2 separate regions of the Mus musculus genome follow, and region 1 is linked to region 2. A link is a loop called in an ENCODE intact Hi-C map of the cell type or tissue named here. Cell type or tissue: heart. All regions are shown on one strand. Links, peaks and the distances in the headings refer to the core of each region. The heading gives the core; the rest is flanking DNA. Region 1 overlaps Akt1 (thymoma viral proto-oncogene 1). Region 2 has its middle 15 kb from the start of Gm46382.

Region 1 (9,299 bases), core at 379-8,378, 54 kb before region 2:
GAAGGTGGCTTTTTATATGTTATGTTTTATACCCAGTAACAAGTGAATAAACCTCTTTATATTTGCACAAGGACTCCCTCCCTTCCATCTGTTAACCGTTCTTAGGGTGGCAGTGACGGCTGCAGGGGCAAGCCCTCGCAGCAGCGTGCAGCTCAGCTGTCTTGGCATTGAGACCCCTGCTTATTACCCACATCTAACAGGCAAGCCAGACCCAGCAAGTTCCTTCCTGTCCTCCCTCAGCTGTAAGAGGAAGCAGCTGGACTCCAGGAGTCAGACTGCAGAATGGTCACCTGCGTGCTAGACAACCTCAGGCACTGAATTGCCACTGTCAGTCACATAGGCAGCCATCAATACCTACACTGCTGGGTTCCAGGTGATTTAATGAGCCCTTGTCCTCCAGGGGTTTGGCCCTGTGGAATGTCCTGTGTGGTTGTGACAGTCCTCACCATATCTTCAGAGGTAGTTTATGCAGGGCTCTAAGGAGTTCACAGGAGGTAACATGGCCTGGAAGATAATGGTGGGCCAGTCACTGCAGCCACCTGGGTCTCCTACTTACAAGTGGTTGGCTGGGTAGATAGGGCAGAGGTCTCCTTGTCCTGATCTCTAAGAACAACTACGGTTAGTTCCCATACATATCGAGGAGGTGCTGTCCTAGATGGGGTTGGTTCAAGTTTCCCTATACTACTGAAAAGTTGGCCCAGAGGCCCTACGTGAGCAGGAGGCTAGAGAGGGCTGAGGTGGGGAAAGGCCTTACGCACCTGGGAAGTTCCCTTATTGCTGTGGATAATGGGACTCTGGCTGGTTTTAAGTGTGGAAGCTGGTGGTCTGTAGGTAGTGACCAGGAGCTGGGCCCATTAGGGCCCAAGGTAGCAGTTAGCTGCTGTAGCCTTGCTGGGGGTGGGGCGGGGCAGGGCACCCAGATAGGCCAGCGACTGCGGCTCTGAAAATGGAATCTGGGGATCCTAACTGGAGTCTGTCTATTTGTCTGTCTATTTAATTTTCTTTGTGGCAAGGGCTCACTGTGTAGCCCTGGCTGTCCTTGAACTCAGAGATCCACCTGCCTCTGCCTCCTGAGTTTTGGAACTAAAGGCGTGCGCCACCACACCTGACTCGATTAGCTGGCTTGAAGCCACTAAGCCACTTGAGCTGGCTGTTGGTGGCCAAAGCAAACCCTGACCGTACCCCACACCCATCCCATGGCTTCTGGTGCTGTTTTATCCTGGCCTAGAGTCTTTGTACTATGAGCTTCTGCTGTAGCTAGCCCATCTCTGTCACCAGTGGGAATCATTGCCCAGTCCCCAACACCTTCAGGCTGCCCTCTCTCATAAACACCAGACTTTACCTCTCCTGCTTCCTGCCCCGCTGGGGGTTCAGTCTACCTCCCAGCATGCTCAACATGCTTTCTTTCACCTTAGACCTTCTTGGCTCCCTTCTTGGCTGGAGGCCCTTCCTCTGGGTGTTTGTATGTTCGTTTATGTCTCTCTGGGTTGGGCTCAGAAGCATCCTAGTCCTTACTGCACAGCCCTGTAGGCTTTTCTGATCCACCATAGAGAATACAGATGGATGCTTGTTATTCCTTCCAGCTGCCATGCAGATTCCTGAGAGCTGTGACGTAGCTTCAAATGACATCTTACATGTCACAGACTTGTAGTAATCTGCCCAGCATCCAGCCATGAGGTAGCGGGGAGTGTATTTGAGTGTGCATGTCAGTGTGGGGTGCATGCCTGAGTTTGCATGTGTGGAGCCAGCAATCTACTTGGTGTTGTTTGGGTTTTATTTGGTTTGTGGGTGGTTTGGCTTTTGAGGCTAGGCCCCATTTGGCCTGGAGCTCACGGATTAAGTTAAACTGTGGACAGCAAGCCTCAGGCCCCCCGCCCCGCGTCGGCCTCCCTAGCATTAGGAGTGTAAACCAATGCCACCGCTGTGCTTTGTAAATACAATTGTGGGGGCCAAACTTGGGGCATGCTTACATGGCAAGCATTTTGCCAACAGATGCCCCGGTCCCTAGCCAACTTTAAAAAAAGAACAAAGTACTTAGATATTGGACAGCACCCAGCGTCAGATGATAACCCCAGAGGGGATGAGATGAACCCAGGTTCTGCTGAGAACCCTGCCTGCTGAGCATCCACCTGTGGTGTGGGAGGAGATTGAGAGAGCTTGTGAAAAGGATCGAGAAGACTGGGGGATGAGAGCTAGGATAGCCAAAGTTTGCACAGCAGATTGCCAGTGGATCAAAGCATCCTTGATGGTGTTAATTAATCACGTTGTTGAGAGCAAGGGAGGGAACAAGAAGCAGTCCCCATTCCCAATAAAGAAGGGATATGGAAGCCGGGCGGTGGTGGTACACGCCTTTAATACACTTTGGTACACTTGGGAGGCAGAGGCAGGCAGATTTCTGAGTTCGAGGCCAGCCTGGTCTACAAAGTGAGTTCCAGGACAGCCAGGGCTACACAGAGAAACCCTGTCTCGAAAAAAACAAAACAAAACAAACAAAAAAGAAGGGATATGGGCAGGATCCTCACCACCATCTTCATGCTCCGTAGGTAGGCCTCCCTCTCCTAATGCAGACTGCCTGGCCTCTCCTTTGTGGTGAAAGCCATGCCTGACAAAGCCATTGTCACCATTACTGTTGCGTAGCAGTTTTCCATCTTGGAGAGCTCTTTAAGACACAGGATGGTGAGGGTGGGGCATGGTAGAACACTCCTGCAGGGAAGCTCCTTAAGCTCAGCAAGCAAACTTGAGGGCTTTAGGAAGTCCCTGAAACTGACCACATTCACTAGGGCTTCCCCTCCCAAACGTTCTCAGATCAGCTGAGCTGCCTCGAGGCTCAGATCACTTTCTAGCCTGTTCAGCTGCCTGTAGTTTGTTTTGGGGTATGCTTTTGTGAGCTGTCACCCATGCCTTGGCAATGCAGCTGTCTTCTGAGTCATCTCTGTTCCTGTAAACAACCTATATTCTCATATGCCACTGTCAAACTCACTGGTCCTCCAGGTCGGGCTTTGGTGGTATCTGTACTCTGCTGTCATTGGTTCCTTAGCTGGGGTGAATAGGTGTTTGCTCACATCTCTCTAGTGCTATACTACAAACACTTAACTATATCCTAGAACAGAACTCAAAAGGTCTTGTTTCAACTCGGTTCCCATAAGACAAATAGTAAACTTTGCTCCCTCCTTTCTTGGCCTTAGTGTAGGTCATTTCCCTAAATGGAAACTATAGTCATCAAGTGGCTACACACCTCATTCCCACCGATCTCCACCCTAGCAAGCACCATTCTACTTCCTGCCTTATGAATTACTTACCTCATTTAAGCTTACCAGACCCTACCATGGCCACAGGGTCTATCCCCTATCTGCTCTGGTGGTTCAGGCTAGGCCAGGCCTGTCTTCGGGGAGAGGGTACCACTTCCCAAGAGCATTCCCTAGATGTCCGCTCTCACCTACAATGATCATGTTGGGCAGCTTTCATGAGTAACAGTGGGCTCAGGAAGAGAGCTTTGCCCACCTCTGTGTTGAGGGCACAACTTCAGGGCTCCCTCCTCTGTACTAGAGACACATACCTGAGGGGTCTTGTGGAAAGAGCAGCCTGTAGCCGGCCCAGCCCTGGCTTTAGCTGTGTTTGTTTCTACGTTTCAGCCACTTTAGGTAAGATTTAGTGCTAAGTCTGAGGGCCACAGAAAGCACTACAGTCCTTATTTCCTTCCTTCCTCCTTCCCTCCCTCTCTTCCCTCCTGACTGGATCTTGCTACATTGACCTTGCTGGCCTTGAACTCAAGTGCTAGGACTAAAGGTGTTTACCCAGCCGGTGTTGTCTATAAATCTTACTTCAAAGTCAGTAAGTGCTGGGCAGTGGTGGCGCACGCCTTTAATCCTAGCACTTGGGAGGCAGAGGCAGGCAGATTTCTGAGTTCGAGGCCAGCCTGGTCTACAAAGTGAGTTCCAGGACAGCCAGGGCTATTCAGAGAAACCCTGTCTCTAAACAAACAAACAAACAAACCCAAAGTAGGCAATGCTGTGTACGGTTCCAGAGGGCTTGTGGTCATCTAGAGAAAATCTTTGGCTGTTATAGAAGTGGATATTCTTATTTTCCAGAGGTCCAGATCATCACCCACCCTAACTTTGCAGGAGTCAGACACCATCCCAGCAAGGCCACCAGCCACTAGGCTCTGTATATGTGTAGTCCATGCCTTAGGGGAGGCCATCTGGCTGGAGGCCTCTAAATGTTTTGCTGAGCAGTTGCTGTTGCTTGCTGCAGTTCCACCAGTAGTCACCAGGTGTCACCAGCAACATACTCAGTATATCTTGGTGGCGGCTTGGACTCAGGATCGCAGACACTCTAGAGTGACCTTGGTTCCTGTCACCTCTGTCCAGACCCAGAACAGTCCCCAGTTCTGTTCAGTCACAGATGTGCTATGTCACCTCAACCAAAGCCTCCTGAGCCTTTTTGAACTGTATCGCCAGCGCATTATCCTTCCTGGTATCAGGGCCTGGCTTATTGCTCTGCCAGACACACGACAGCTGGGGCTGGCAGGTGTCTTAGATGGCCAGGGAGGGTCACTGCAAGAGTAGACTCCAGAGACAGTCAAGATCCTCCCACTTCTGTCAGGAGTGTCCTGCCATGAGGACGACATCCCCTGGAGCCTCAGGGACCAGTTCCCAGGACCCACCCTGATGTGACCCCAGCCACACCCCTTCACCTCCCACCCACTAACAAGGCTGTGACGCTCCACACCAGAAAGCAAACCACAAGCTTGAAAAGCAATTTTTATTGAATTTGGAGGGACAGTTTCTTATTATAATAGTAAAAATGCTGAAGCTGAATGTTGTAAAAAACGACATGGTGCAGCAATGGCCAGCGTCTGGCCGGGAGGGGACAGGCCAGGGTGACGGACAGCGGGAGAGGGAAAGCATCTAAAAGGACAAGTGCTAGGAGAAGGGCTCACGTGAGGCAGGCGCTCCCAGGGTACCCGCTAAGAGCCACCACGCGGGAGCGGGTGCGGGAGGGCAGGGGCTCTCCTGTCACCAAGATTAAAATCCCCTAAATGTCTCTGAACAGCATGGGACACAGCAACAAACTGGATTCTTGTTCCTCTGTCAACCTCACTTGAGCCCTGGCCATCCCATCCAGCCCTAGGGCTGAAGCAGCTGTGACCTCTCCCCGCCCAGAGGGAGAGGGCCAGTTAGCATACCACAGGGGGGTGCTTCTGGTGCCTTCTTGCTGGACTTTGGCCCTGGACCCTAGAGACAGGTGGCGGCCAGGGTGGACAGGCCAATGGGGGCAGTGACGGGACCCACCCAGACCCATGAGCCCACATTGCACATGGTCGCGTCAGTCCTTAATAGTTTTCTACATGAATCTAATTGTTCTGGGCACTGAGGCCACATGTGTGGTCTCAAACTGGATGAAATAAATTAAGAAAAACCCCAGGATAGTTTTCCTCCTGACCTGGCTGGGAGGTAGGCTGCTGCCCACAGTAGAAACATCCTCCCCTGGTCCTGGAGGCTGGCAAGGTTCCTCCCCAGCGCATCCGAGAAACAAAACATCAGGTTCAGATGATCCATGCGGGGCTTCTGGACTCGGCAATGCAGAGGAGCGTGGAGCTGCCAGCCGCTGCCCCAGGCCTCAGGCTGTGCCACTGGCTGAGTAGGAGAACTGGGGGAAGTGCGGCCTCCGCTCACTGTCCACACACTCCATGCTGTCATCTGTGGGCCACAGGAGGGCTCAGACCATCTCTAGAAACAGCCCGCCCACCTGACACATGCCAGAGGATACAAGGGGGCCCTGTGAGGGGGCAGTGACTCTGGCCCTCAGAACACTCCCTCCCTCCCCGCCAAGCTGCTACCACCCTCCAAAGGGTTTGTTTGATTCTTTTAGTTTTGGGGCTGAGAGAGAGCTTAGTGGTTAAGAGCACTGGCTGCTCTGGTAGAGGACCCGGGTTCAGTTCCAGTGCCCACGTGGCTACTCACAACCACCTGTTAACTCCAGTTCCCCCCCAAAAAAAGCAGGAGTGCAAGCCAGACACTGAGGGGCCATGGAGTGGGGTGGCCTCACCTTGATCAGGCGGCGTGATGGTGATCATCTGAGCTGTGAACTCCTCATCGAAATACCTGGTGTCAGTCTCAGAGGTGACCTGGGGCTTGAAAGGTGGGCTCAGCTGAGGAGCAACAGAAGGCCTGGTTACTACTGGGTTCCAATCCCTCCATCCTCTCTGGGCAATACTGACCTTATCGGGTGGGCACTAGCACTAGGGAACAGCTCTAGGAGATGGAACTGGGTAGGGCAGTGTAGGCAGGGGAGAGCAAGCCCAGAGATGCCCAAAGTGACGAGAGGGTAGTGACTGCCCACCTCCAGGCAGTGGGAACTCCGTTCTCTGGTTGTCATTTCCCTTCTGAGTTTTTTTTTTTTTCTTCCCTTTCCATTTTTTGAAACTGGGGTTCTGTGTAGCCCTAGGAACTACCTCTGTAAACCAGGCTGGCCTCAAACTCAGAGATCCACCTGCTCCTGCCTCCCAGGTGCTGGGACTAAAGGCACACAGTGGCACCACCACAGCTGTGGCAGGACTCAAAGCAGTCTTCAGGTGAGCTCGCCTGCCTCACTGACAGCCCATGAAGAAGATAAGCTGCAGAGTGGTGTATGCACTGGAGGCTGCTAACATCCTTTTGGGTCTCACAGGCAAGGACCCTCAATTGCCATCCCTCCCAAATCTGGTGTGAGGGCAATGCGGACTTCATGGGATCTCTAGTTGAGTGTGGGCAGGAAAGGCATGCCATCCACACCCCCACATGCTGCTGGCCCCGTGTTATCTAGAAGGTACACTCAAGGCAGGGGGTAACAGGGCACCCAACACATCAAGGTAGAGTGTTGAGACCACCTGCTGTGTCCCTCATCAGCCTGGGCCAGGGGTACTTAGGAGCTGAAGAGAATCACACTTAGGGGTGAGTACAAGGGGCTCTGCTCTCTGCAGTGGCCTACACTGTGCCAGACGGGCAGGGGCCGTCCCAGAATGGGATTAGGCTCGCCCTAGAGTTGGAGACACCTAGACATTACCCCCCACCCTCGGCTAGCTTTCATCATAGGGCACATGAGGCGATCTCCAGGCAAAGGACAGGAGCAAGCAACAGGTGTAGGCAACAGGGGCACAATTGAGGGCCTGGAGAGGCCAGGTGACTGTGCGAGGTATGCAGGGCAGCATACTACCCTCTTCTGTGCGAGCGAGAAGGCTGTGCACAACCCTGTGGCTCTGTGGGGGCATGTGACTACACAAGGCTGTGGGCCCAGCATGCGTGTCTGAGCCAGCAAAAACAGGAGTGTTTGCATGTGTGCACACATGTGATCCAGAGATGGGCACAGTGGCCAGAGTGAGAGTGTTTATATGTATGCACACACGTATGTGATCCAGAGATGGGCACAGTGGCCAGATGCACACCTTCTTCTCATACACATCCTGCCACACGATGTTGGCAAAGAACCGGTGCTGCATGATCTCCTTGGCATCCTCGGAGCCCCCACCGAGCCTGTGGGTAGGAGACAGGTCCAGGGCTCAGACACTGCGTGCAAGGTGACAGGTCACGGGGATACTCGCAGGGTAGGGATACCCCTAGCTGCCTGACCACCCCACCCGACATGTGACTGAGACTGTGGCGGGTACAGTGGGCAGCAGCACTGTCTAGAGGCTGAGCCTGAAGCCCCGGCAGCCCTTACCTCTGTGTAGGGTCCTTCTTGAGCAGCCCGGAGAGCAGGGACTTGGCCTCAGGGCCGAGTGTGCGCGGGAAGCGGATCTCCTCCATGAGGATCAGCTCGAACAGCTTCTCGTGGTCCTGGTTGTAGAAGGGCAGGCGGCCACACATCATCTCGTACATGACCACGCCCAGCCCCCACCAGTCCACTGCACGGCCGTAGTCGTTGTCCTCCAGCACCTAGATGGGGGACTCTGTCAGCGTTGTGTCGGGGCGTGGGAGGATGTAAGGGAACACACAGGAAGTGGCAGAGCACCTCAGGGGCCAGGTACTCCGGCGTTCCGCAGAATGTCTTCATAGTGGCACCGTCCTTGATCCCCTCCTTGCACAGCCCGAAGTCCGTTATCTTGATGTGCCCGTCCTTGTCCAGCATGAGGTTCTCCAGCTGTGTGGGAAGGCGCTCAGTCAGTGAGGCCAGACCCCCCAGCCCCCACCCGCCCTGCTCCATAAGCACACCTTCAGGTCCCGGTACACCACGTTCTTCTCGGAGTGCAAGTAGTCCAGGGCAGACACAATCTCCGCACCATAGAAGCGGGCCCGGTCCTCGGAGAACACACGCTCTCGAGACAGGTGGAAGAAGAGCTGTGGGGTGGAGCGCGCTGAGGAAGGCCTGTGTGAGGGCCCGCCAACCCTTACCCACAGGCAGAGGGAAGGTTAGGAACTAGCCCCCAAAGAGAACTGGAGACTGCGAGACTCCAACTCAGCAGAAATAAGACATCCCCAAACGAGCAGCTACAGGCTCACATGGCCAGGGCTGGCAGCACCAGTGATCTGTACTACAGAGAGGGTTCAAAGCTCTCAGAGGGACAAGTTCACCCATCAAGTGCCCAGGTCTGAAGCTGCCTGTGGCCCTACCTCGCCCCCGTTGGCATACTCCATGACAAAGCAGAGGCGGTCGTGGGTCTGGAATGAGTACTTGAGGGCCTGGAATGGAAGCAGGGCAAGCCTAAGCACAGTGACACTGCCACCCCAAGATGGATCAGGGCACATCTTGGGTATCACCGTAGCCCAGGCTGGCCTAGAACTCAGCAGGGGCTACAGATGCAGGCCACATGCCAACTGGTAGATTTTAAGATGAGAGACACGAGGTCTAGGTTCAACTGCAGGGCAAGATGGCTTAGAAGTTAACTATACCAAGTTCTGGGGTTCCCAAGAGCCTCCAGATGGGGAGGTTGACACAACAGCTTATGAACTGGTGCACTGAGCCACCCCGGCACCTTTCCATCATGGACCACGGGTGGAATAAGCCCAAGATGCTGACTCTGGAACTCAATCAAGCTACTGTAACTGAGCTTCACTAACAATCAACCCTGAGGGACCAGCCTAGAAGACGGGTCTGAGAGGACTGCAGGGATGGAGAGCTGGGGCAACTCAAGGTCTCAGCAGAGTGAGAAGACGAGTCTCACTCCTGCCTCCTGCACACTACAGCTGGGGCATGACTGCAGCCCCGCCCTCCATCAGCCTACCTGATGCCCATGAAGCCCTTGCCCGTCCGTGTATGGGTGCAAAGGCAACAGTGTGGGAGTGACCCACTCTGGCCCACTCTTCCCTATCCCACAGGGGCCA
Region 2 (9,299 bases), core at 820-8,819:
CTTCCTGGCTTGCTCACTCTCTGACTCATACCTAGCTGGCTTCCTCATGCAATGCATACCCACCTGTCCTGGGATAGTGCTGCCAACAGTAGTTCTCCTTACATCTACCAGCCAAGCAAACTTCTTAGTGGTAAAGCTTGATCCATGTCCACACAGGCACTCCAATGGGTATGTAGTGACAATTTTGGAATTTTGGTTTCTTTCAAAACACAAAAATATTCTAAGAATCTAAGAATTTTCATATCCCAGGTGTGGGGACATGGGCTGCTTCAGGCTGTCCACAGCTGCTGACTGGTTTGCCCAGTGCTCTAGCAGGGGCGTGGTTTTGCCTGCTACAGATAGTTTTTGCAAGCGTGTGACATTTGAAACTTTGGGGACATTTAAGAGGGTATATAAATGAGTCCCAAGAGGCAGTGTGGGTTGTTGATTGGTTGGTGGTGGTCGCTGTTTGTTAAGTAGTCATAGAAGAGGAGGGGAAAGAGGAGGAGGAGGAGAGAGAGGAGGAAATTAGATATCTGATGGTGAAGATCAAACTTCCCGGACTCCCCCCAGGAACTTGGTGTCCTTAATCAACCCAGCAGGAAGTAATCTAATGATAACACTGCCTCCTTTCCCCTCCATTCTTCTTTCTCTCCTATCTAGTGATAGGGGATTGGAAGGGTGGAAGAAAAGGTTGCAAGGAAGAAGAACCCACAAAGTAGCAACACAGGTGCTACACAGTGGCTACATGGGTGCACTTACAAGAACACACAGCCTGTGCAGAGATCTCCCCTTAGTTTGACTTTACAAGAGCCTGACTCACAGGCTCCAACCAACACAGAGCAGTAGACTCATGTGTCCATGAGCACTTGGCTCATAGAGACTCCGCTCATGGGAGGCTGAGACCCTCATGTGGGGCAACCATGCCACCAGACAGAAGAACTGGTAAGGTCAAAGCAGATTTAAAAACCCCAGTAAATCTCAAAATTGAGAACAGCAGGCATTAGAGTCAGCTCCTGGCCAGACTATTGGTCCTGAAACATGTGACCACGACACACCACTAAGGGGACCATGACAACAGTCACCTAAACAGCACAAAAAACTAGAGTTCTCCATGCTAATGAGATGTCTAGATAGGCCCGAGTGTTTAGGCAACGAGCTTCCCTTCCTGGGCATCCCTTCCTGCAAAAGGTGTTCAATCTCTGGTCCACCCTGAGTAAGACTTATGCATTTTCTTTTTTTCTTTTTCTTTTCTTTTTTTTTTTTTTCTTTTTTTTGGTTTTTCGAGACAGGGTTTCTCTGTATAGCTCTGGCTGTCCTGGAACTCACTCTGTAGACCAGGCTGGCCTCGAACTCAGAAATCCGCCTGCCTCTGCCTCCCGAGTGCTGGGATTAAAGGCGTGTGCCACCACGCCCGGCTGACCTATGCATTTTCATCTGCCATGAATAATAGTTTGGATAAGCGAGGATTGTCTCCTTCATCAAAGACTGGGGAGGTCTTTGAAGAGCTGCACCCAGACCTCCCATAGATGGCCTCTCTTCCAGCCCCTCAGTACTTCTGGCACTCACTTGGAGATAAGCCAGATTCCACCCCATGGACCCTTGTTCCCAATTCCGTGAGGTCCCAGCAATGTCTGGGTGCACAGGAGAATGGGAACCCCTTTCTCAACTCCTCGAGTTTCCCACTGGCTCTGGGTACACAGGAGTTTGAGAAACACAGCACCCATCCCAGATCTCGCTGTTTCTCACCCAGAACAACATGGACTGGGGCCCCTATCCTAGACTGCACTCTGCCTTCCCAGAGCGACATTCAGGCAGTGCTCTGGCTCCCAACATCATGGCAGACCCGTGGCCTGTCGCCCCAGCACTCTGCCTTCCCAGGGCGGCACATCAGAGGTGTTCGGACACTCTCATTGTTGGCTGAGAGGTAGCAGAGGCTCTCTGGGCCTACGGAAAGCAAGTGTGCACAGCCGCAATCCAAGGGAAGGCCAGACACATCACAAGGCTTCGTCCCACGGTCAAGGCCACCATAGTTACTGATGCAGTGCTATGATCCGATATCTGACAGAAGCCACTTAGTAGAGGAAAGTTTGACTTTGTTCACAGACTTGGAGGGTTCAGTCCCTGAGGTAGTGAAGGCATGATGGGGCAGATTAGATCATGATGGAGGGAGGGATCGAAGAGGCTGCTCCCATTAAGGGCTATGGAGCAGAGGACAGGATGTACAACCTCCAGGATCCCCCCCCCAATGTCCTGTTGTTCTCAACCTGTGGGTTGCAGGGGAAAGGGGGAACGAACCGCCCCTTCACAAGGGTTGATCACATATCCGATATCCTGCATATCAGATATTTACATGACAATTCACTACAGTAGCAAATTTACAGTTATGAAGTAGCAACAACAAAACTAACTTAATGGTCGGGGGTCACCTCCGCATGAGGAACTGTATTAAAGAGTCACACAGCATTGGGAAGGTTGAGAACCACTGCTGTGTTCCTCACGCTGCACCTCAGTTCCACATCGGTTCCACAGCCTCATGAACGGTCCAAGCCCGTGGGGAGCACTTCCAGATCAAATGATAACATTGGCTCTGTGTACCTGGGGGCTGAAAGCTGATAGTGTCATGCATGTCCCCCAATGCCCCGATTCCTTCTCAGGAAGTCCCCTGGCCTTGGCCTTGGGACTTGCTCAAACAATGCAAAAGCCGGCTGCACAGTTGTACCCAGCCTGCATCTCTTACCTAGGACACGAGGGACAAAGGGTTATCACCACTATGGGGGTGAACAGCAACAGCTTCACTACCCAGATGACCCTGAATTCTCAAACCTGCCTTTCAGCACGTTCTGCCACCTCTGAAGGAACAAGCACCTTTACTGTCACACACAGTGACTGTCTGTGTCCCACTGTCCCTTCAGCAAGGTCACTGGGCCACCACCAGATGTTAACAACCCAGTCCCCAGGGCTGGAGAGATGGCTCAGCAGTTAAGAGCACTGGCTGCTCTTCCAGAGGTCCTGAGTTCAATTCCCAGCAACCACATGGTAGCTTACAACCATCTGTAATGGGGACTCGATGCCCTCTTCTGGTGTGTCTGAAGACAGTGACAGTGTACTCACATACATGAAATAAATAAATCTTAAAAAAAAAAAAGCCAACCCAGTCCTCCAAACCCATTCAGAAGATCTTTCTCCTGGGGCTCCTTCTGCACCCCAGGGCTAGCCAATGGGTACTTCTGGGAAGCAGTGTCCACCACAGACACTGGGGGCATTGTAGAGCTGTACTGCCTGGAGGTGTGATTAGATGGGTGAATGGAAGAGTGGATGGTCAGAGGGTAGATGAATGGATGGGCGGGAGAATGGCAAGAAGCATTCATTACTCAATGGCCCATTTTGCCTGTTCCCTACACAGTTTGCTAATCAATGAAGCTAGGAGTTTTGCAAAATAGTAACAGTTTATTCCTGAGTTGGCCAAACATGCTGCAGAGAGACTTACCAGGTGACAGATCAAGGTTCCTTCAGTGGAATCACTAGTAGTCACCTAAAAGCAAATAAGTAAGACTGGAAGGTGGCTCATCGGTTAGGAGCACTGCCTGCTCTTACAGAGAACTAGCTAGAATTCTATTCCTAGCACCCATGTGGCAATTCACAACCACCTGGAAGTCACCCTGGACCCTTCTGCAAGCACCATGCATGTCCGTGGTCCACATACATACACATGGGCAAACATTCACACACATAAATAAATATTAAGAAATAGTAATGAAAGCAAGCAACTAGCAGGTGCCATTGGGGAGCAAGAGCGGGTGGCTTACTCAAGCTTACCTTCCATCTCGGAAGGAAGAGAGGGAAGGCTGCCAAGGTGTCTTCGTAGGTGGATGTCAGGGGTTGGTCATATGAAAACATACTCTTGTGACTGGGGACTGGCTAGGGATGCTGCTGGAGCACAGAATGTGGGAGGCTTGGGTGGGATAGGCTGTCCAGACAATGTGGGTAAGGAGGTTTTGTACCTGTGGGTTGGAGCCGCGACTGCTGTGTTGGCAGAGGTGTTTAAGGAACTGTTGTAGGTGTCTTGCCAAGTGTGTTTGGAGTATATTGGAGTAGCTCATTTGGGGACTGAATAATTCCAGAAGGCCCTGGGCCCTGCTGGATAGGACTCATGAAGCAAGCAGATTTCTCTGGTCTAATTAAAAGTCAACGTTGTGTCAGCTGCTAACGGTGAGAGCATAGAGGGATAGTGTGGCTCCTGGGGACTTTCCAGCAAAAGGCCACAGACATGAATCCTGTCTGTGTGGTTTGATGTTGGCGCAGCACAGCAAGGTGGCCACATCCTCAAAGTGGCAGGATCTCACCAGGCTTCTAACCTCCTACTGCCTGGAGGAGAACATGGGCCAGCCAGAAGGCTCTCGAGGGGGTGTGGCCGCCTCGCAGGACTTCGCAAAAGGGGAGGTGCTATGGTCAAGGTTCGCCGTGAGCAAAAGGTTTTGTCCAGTTATGCGCCTGAGACATTGGATGGGATACCAGTTTATCTCAGTCCTGTCCAGTCGAAGCTCTAGCCAGGATCCTAACACAGAAAACCCTCTGCAGACCTAGCACATCCCTGCTCCGCGCCTTGCCCGAGTCCCAGTGGCCAGCGCGACCCCTGGCGGCGATACGGTGCAATTGCGCCACGCCCAGAGCTCTCTTTCTTTTGGATGGTGCTCCCCCTAGCTCCCTACAGTCTCCTCTCCAGTACTTCTCTCATGCACCCCTACTGTCTCGAGGGCCGCACTCTAGGGAGAATGTGAACGCCAATGAAATCTGCATTGGTCTGACGGCTCGAGAGACCCTGAGCACCCCGGACTCCGAAAGCGATAAGTTAGAATAGCAGCAGATGCCTGAGAGGGGGTTTGCGGAAGCTGAGGGGCTCGGAGCAGAGATAAGTCCTCACCTGAGGGGAATAACAGCATTAGCCAAGACCTGCTCTGCAGCAAGGAACCAAAGGGAGGGGACCGGATGAGGGACTGGAGGGAGGGGGGTCACCTAGAAGGTGGGAGCATCTTTATATTTCAAGCAGGACTGAGACTCAGCGAGGCTTTGCTTCAGAGAAGATCTTTGTACCCTCTGCAGAGAATATGAATCAGAGAGCAGGAGGCTGAGGAGTGCCGGGCCTGGTACTCCTCCCGGTGAAAGCCAGTGGCTATGGGAGGGAGGGTTGCTGTCAGGAGGCACTGTGAAACGGTGGCGGTGGCGCAGGGTGATCCTGCGTGGAGGGGGAGGGGACAGTAGGGAGGGAAGATGTCAGAGGGGAGGAACAGGAATTAACCTCGGACCAGCTCCCTGGTGGGAGATAAGGAACAGAGAGGGATCTGGGTGGGGTCTTGAGTTCAGGAGCTGTAAGTATAGACTGGAATGTGGGGCTACAGGTCATACCGCTTCTTATTTTAAAATTGCATTTGTTTGTTTGTTTGTTTTATTTGTAGGGGTAGGGTGGGTGTGCTGCGGCATATGTGTGAAGTTGGTCACCAGCACCCTTACACACTGACTGAGCTATCTTGCTGGATTCCCTTAGTTACTGTCGTATGCTGAAAAGACACCACGGCTAAGGAAACCTATAAAAGAAAACACTTAATTTGAGGCTTGCTCACAGTTTCAGAGGGTGAGTCCATGATGGTCTTGGAGGGAAGCAAGCAGGCAGGCAGGCAGGCAGGCAGGCAGGGTGCTAGAGAAATAGCTAAGCGCTTACATCCTGATCCGAAGTCCGAGGTGAAGACTGGGCCTTGAACCGACTTTTGAAACTCAAAGCCCACTACCAGTGACACACCTCTTTCAACAAGGCCACACCTCTCAATCCTTCCCCCCCCCCCCCCCCCGACAATTCTACCAACTAGGAACCAATTTTTCAAATATACCAGCCCGGGGGCGGGAGGAGGCAGCATTTTCATTCAAACTAACACACTGATCCATGCTCGCTGCTTGCTCTTTCTTCCTTCCTTCCTTTCTTCCTTCCTTCATTTCTTTCTTTCTTTCTTCCTTCCTTCCTACTTCCTCCTCCTCCCTTTCTTCTTCTTCTTCTTCTTCTTCTTCTTCTTCTTCTTCTTCTTCTTCTTCTTCTTCTTCTTCTTCTTCTTCTTCTTCTTCTTCCCTCTTCCTCCTCCTCCTCCTCCTCCTCTTCTTCTTCTTCTTCTTCTTCTTCTTCTTCTTCTTCTTCTTCTTCTTCTTCTTCTTCTTCTTCTTCTTCTTCTTCACAGGGTTTCTCTGTGTAACCCTGGCTGTCCTGGAACTCACGCCATCGACCAGGCTGGCCTCTAACTCAGAGATCTGCCTGCTTCTGCCTCTTGAGTGCTAGGATTACAGACATGCTCTACCACTGCTTGGAGCATACTGGTTCTTTGGAATATGTTTTTGATTTGGTTTGGGTTTTTTTTTTTCCCCCCGAGACGGGGTTTCTCTGTGTAGCCCTGGCTGTCCTGGAACTCACTTTGTAGACCAGGCTGGCCTCGAACTCAGAAATCCGCCTGCCTCTGTGGAATATGTTTCTTAATAGCACACAGACTGTGCTCAAACATTAAGCAGTACATAGCATCAGACACTTGTAGCTCTGGATCCCAAGGGAACTGGATCTGGAAGATCACTTGAGCCTAGGGATTCAGGGCTAGCCCCATGATTTTTAAAAGGTATCTTAGGAGCTAGGGTGATGGTTCAGCAAGTGTGTGCTTGCCACAGGAGCATCAGCACTGGGGGTCTGATCCCCAGCACGTACATAAAAGCTGAGTGGGTGTGGCAGCCCACCTGTGCACTGGAGACAGCGACTGAGGATCCCAGAAGCAGGGGATGACTAGACTAGCCAAATCAGAGCATTCTGGGTTCAAGTGAGAGACTCAGCCTCAGTATATGGAAGCAACTGAGGAAGACACCCAACAAACCAGGGGCCACACACACACATTCAAACACGCATATACACGCATGTACCCATACCACATATGCATACTAGAAAAAAGTATCTTAAGCTAGATATGGTAGTACACACATGTAATCCCAGCACTCAAGAGGCAGACAAAAGAGGGCATGGTGACACACACCTCTAGCCTCAGCACTTGGGAGGCAGAAGCAAGTGGGTCTCTGTGATTTTAAGGCCAGAATGGTATACACTGAGACCTCATCTCAATACAAAACATTTAAAAAATTTTGTTTCAATTAAAAAAAAATCCCTTTTTGTTCTAAAAAAAAAGCAATGTTTTCAAACTGGCTGGGAAGTTGGCTCAGCAGTTAAGAGTACTGGCTGCTCAGGATCCAAGTTCAGTTCCCAGCACCCCGTGCTGGCTGGCAGTGTCCTGTAACTCCTGCTCCAGGAGATCTGACGCCCTCTTCTGGTCTCTATGGAGACTTGCACATATGTGGCACATTAGACAGACAAGCAGGCACACATATGCACAAAATGTCTTAAGCAAAATGAGGGGAGGGCAGAGACTTGTCCCCACTCTTCCAGGGTCTACCATCTTTATCCTGATAATAAACGAGAAACTCTCTTTTCCTTGAACTCTCTGTTGACTCACTTCAGACTGTGGCAGAGAACTGTCCTGGGAGTGTCAAACCTCCATAGCGGAGCGGAGGGCACCCTAGAATCCAGACAAAGAGATGCTGCAAGCTTGGTGGGTGACAGGTTCCCTTCCCTGTGCTGTGGGGTCAGAGGACAGCCTCTCGTACAGAAGATCTTCACTCAGCCACCTAGGCTTAGGGCCCTGAAGGACACATAAGCTACTCTGCCCCGAGCCAGAGGCTTTAATATTTGCTTGGAGGTTCTAGGACCTATGGGATAGCCCAAACCCTTTAGCTGATGAAGTGTATGAAGCTCCAAACTGCAAGTCAGGCGGCAGAAGATGAAGCCTCCAGGACCCCAGAGGAGCCAAGTCAAGCTGCACTGTGCACACTTGGTTCAGCTAGAGATCTGTGCTCAGCATGAGTTCTTGCAATCACCGGAAAGAGTCTGAATGCCATGCCCCTGGCTCCACAGACACCTAAGGTGAAAACTTGTCCCTGCAGCTGTGGGGTTAAGTGGTACCAGGAGGTACTAGCAGCTGTGGGGTTAAGTGGTACCAGGAGGTACTAGCAGCTGTGGGGTTAAGTGGTACCAGGAGGTACTAGCCCCTGTGGGGTTAAGTGGTACCAGGAGGTACTAGCAGCTGTGGGGTTAAGTGGTACCAGGAGGTACTAGCCCCTGTGGGGTTAAGTGGTACCAGGAGGTACTAGCAGCTGTGGGGTTAAGTGGTACCAGGAGGAACTAGCAGCTGTGGGGTTAAGTGGTACTAGGAGGTACTAGCAGCTGTGGGGTTAAGTGGTACTAGGAGGTACTAGCAGGACCCTCAAGGGATTGCCATGAAAGTGGAAGGCAGACAAATCATGGGGTGAGAGAGCTGATGGTCTTACACTCCCAGAACCTTCCCGTCTATAGCCAAGAACTATCTTGTAGGTGGGTGTCAACCCCCCCATTGTTGGCATAATTTCACTGTGACCACACATATGCTCTTTAGTTCAGTCTTTTAGGGTTGGTCAAAACTTGCTTAATATTCAAGCCCTATCTCAGAGTTCGTCTGGCCTTCTTGCCCAGGGCCTACCCCTGATAGATGGCATGACCCCTGTGGCAGGTTCTGGCAAGCTCTGCCAGGGAGACTCTGCGCTATCTGGCTCGTGGTCTGCAGGTCTGCTGTGTGGAATGCCCCAAGGATAGACGTGATGACATATAATCTCCGTACGTGAGTGAAAGGGGGCAGAAATCTCACCTCGCTGCAGAGATGGGGCCTACACCAGTTCTCTAGGATTGGACAACGTCAGGAGGTTGAGTGTGCAGCTGAATCCTGTGGCTTTATAAGGAGACCAGCGTGGGCATTGGACCAGAGTATGTACATGTATGCTCCCTATCTCTTACCATGGGGTGGGGGCCAGGGCTACCTAAGGACTCGACATCAAGAAGCTACAAGATGAACCTAGAGATTTGACTTTCAAAACTGTGAGCCCAGATAAACCCCCTCTCTTTATAAAGCAGCCTGCCTTGGATATTTTATCATTGTAATACCCAGGAGGGACATGTGGTTACTCCTGGGCAAAATTATCCTCTCCTCAAATCTGCCACTCTAGAGAAGAGACCACATGGCCAGGAGTTGTGACTGCAAGGAGTGACAATCGCTTATTTTAAAATGTTAGATAAAATAGATAAATTAGGGCTGGTGGTGGCGTATGCCTTTAATCCCAGCACTCGGGAGGCAGAGGCAGGTGGATTTCTGAGTTCGAGGCCAGCCTGGTCTACAGAGTGAGTTCTAGGACAGCCAGGGCTACACAGAGAAACCCTG

Evidence for each region. Hi-C counts contacts between places; a loop is a spot of excess contacts. Peaks named below come from ENCODE experiments on the same cell type or tissue, not always from the same donor. Only the 100,000 strongest peaks of a DNase experiment are listed, where the experiment ranks them.
Region 1: a loop joins it to region 2, with 4 times the contacts of the local background. A loop is called at or near these places in 33 of 42 quality-filtered maps.

The regions. Positions count from the first base shown.
Region 1 is chr12:112,649,079-112,658,377 of GRCm38, forward strand. It overlaps Akt1 (thymoma viral proto-oncogene 1), which reads right to left. Exons shown (of 14, transcript NM_009652.3): 8 at 8,589-8,657; 9 at 8,190-8,315; 10 at 7,990-8,118; 11 at 7,699-7,913; 12 at 7,424-7,511; 13 at 6,049-6,151; 14 at 4,743-5,699. The coding sequence ends at 5,620. Siva1 (SIVA1, apoptosis-inducing factor) reads left to right here. Exons shown (of 4, transcript NM_013929.2): 4 at 1-74. Among named protein-coding and RNA genes, the nearest start is that of Mir6939, 5.6 kb to the right of the region's middle. In heart, for the core only: a CTCF peak has its summit at 4,254 (motif pointing right); DNase peaks (open chromatin) are centred at 494, 4,263, 4,588 and 7,302; H3K27ac peaks cover 3,054 bases.
Region 2 is chr12:112,702,567-112,711,865 of GRCm38, forward strand. No RefSeq gene overlaps it. Among named protein-coding and RNA genes, the nearest start is that of Gm46382, 15 kb to the right of the region's middle. In heart, for the core only: a CTCF peak has its summit at 4,633 (motif pointing left); a DNase peak (open chromatin) is centred at 4,615; H3K4me3 peaks cover 865 bases; H3K27ac peaks cover 563 bases; H3K27me3 peaks cover 2,903 bases.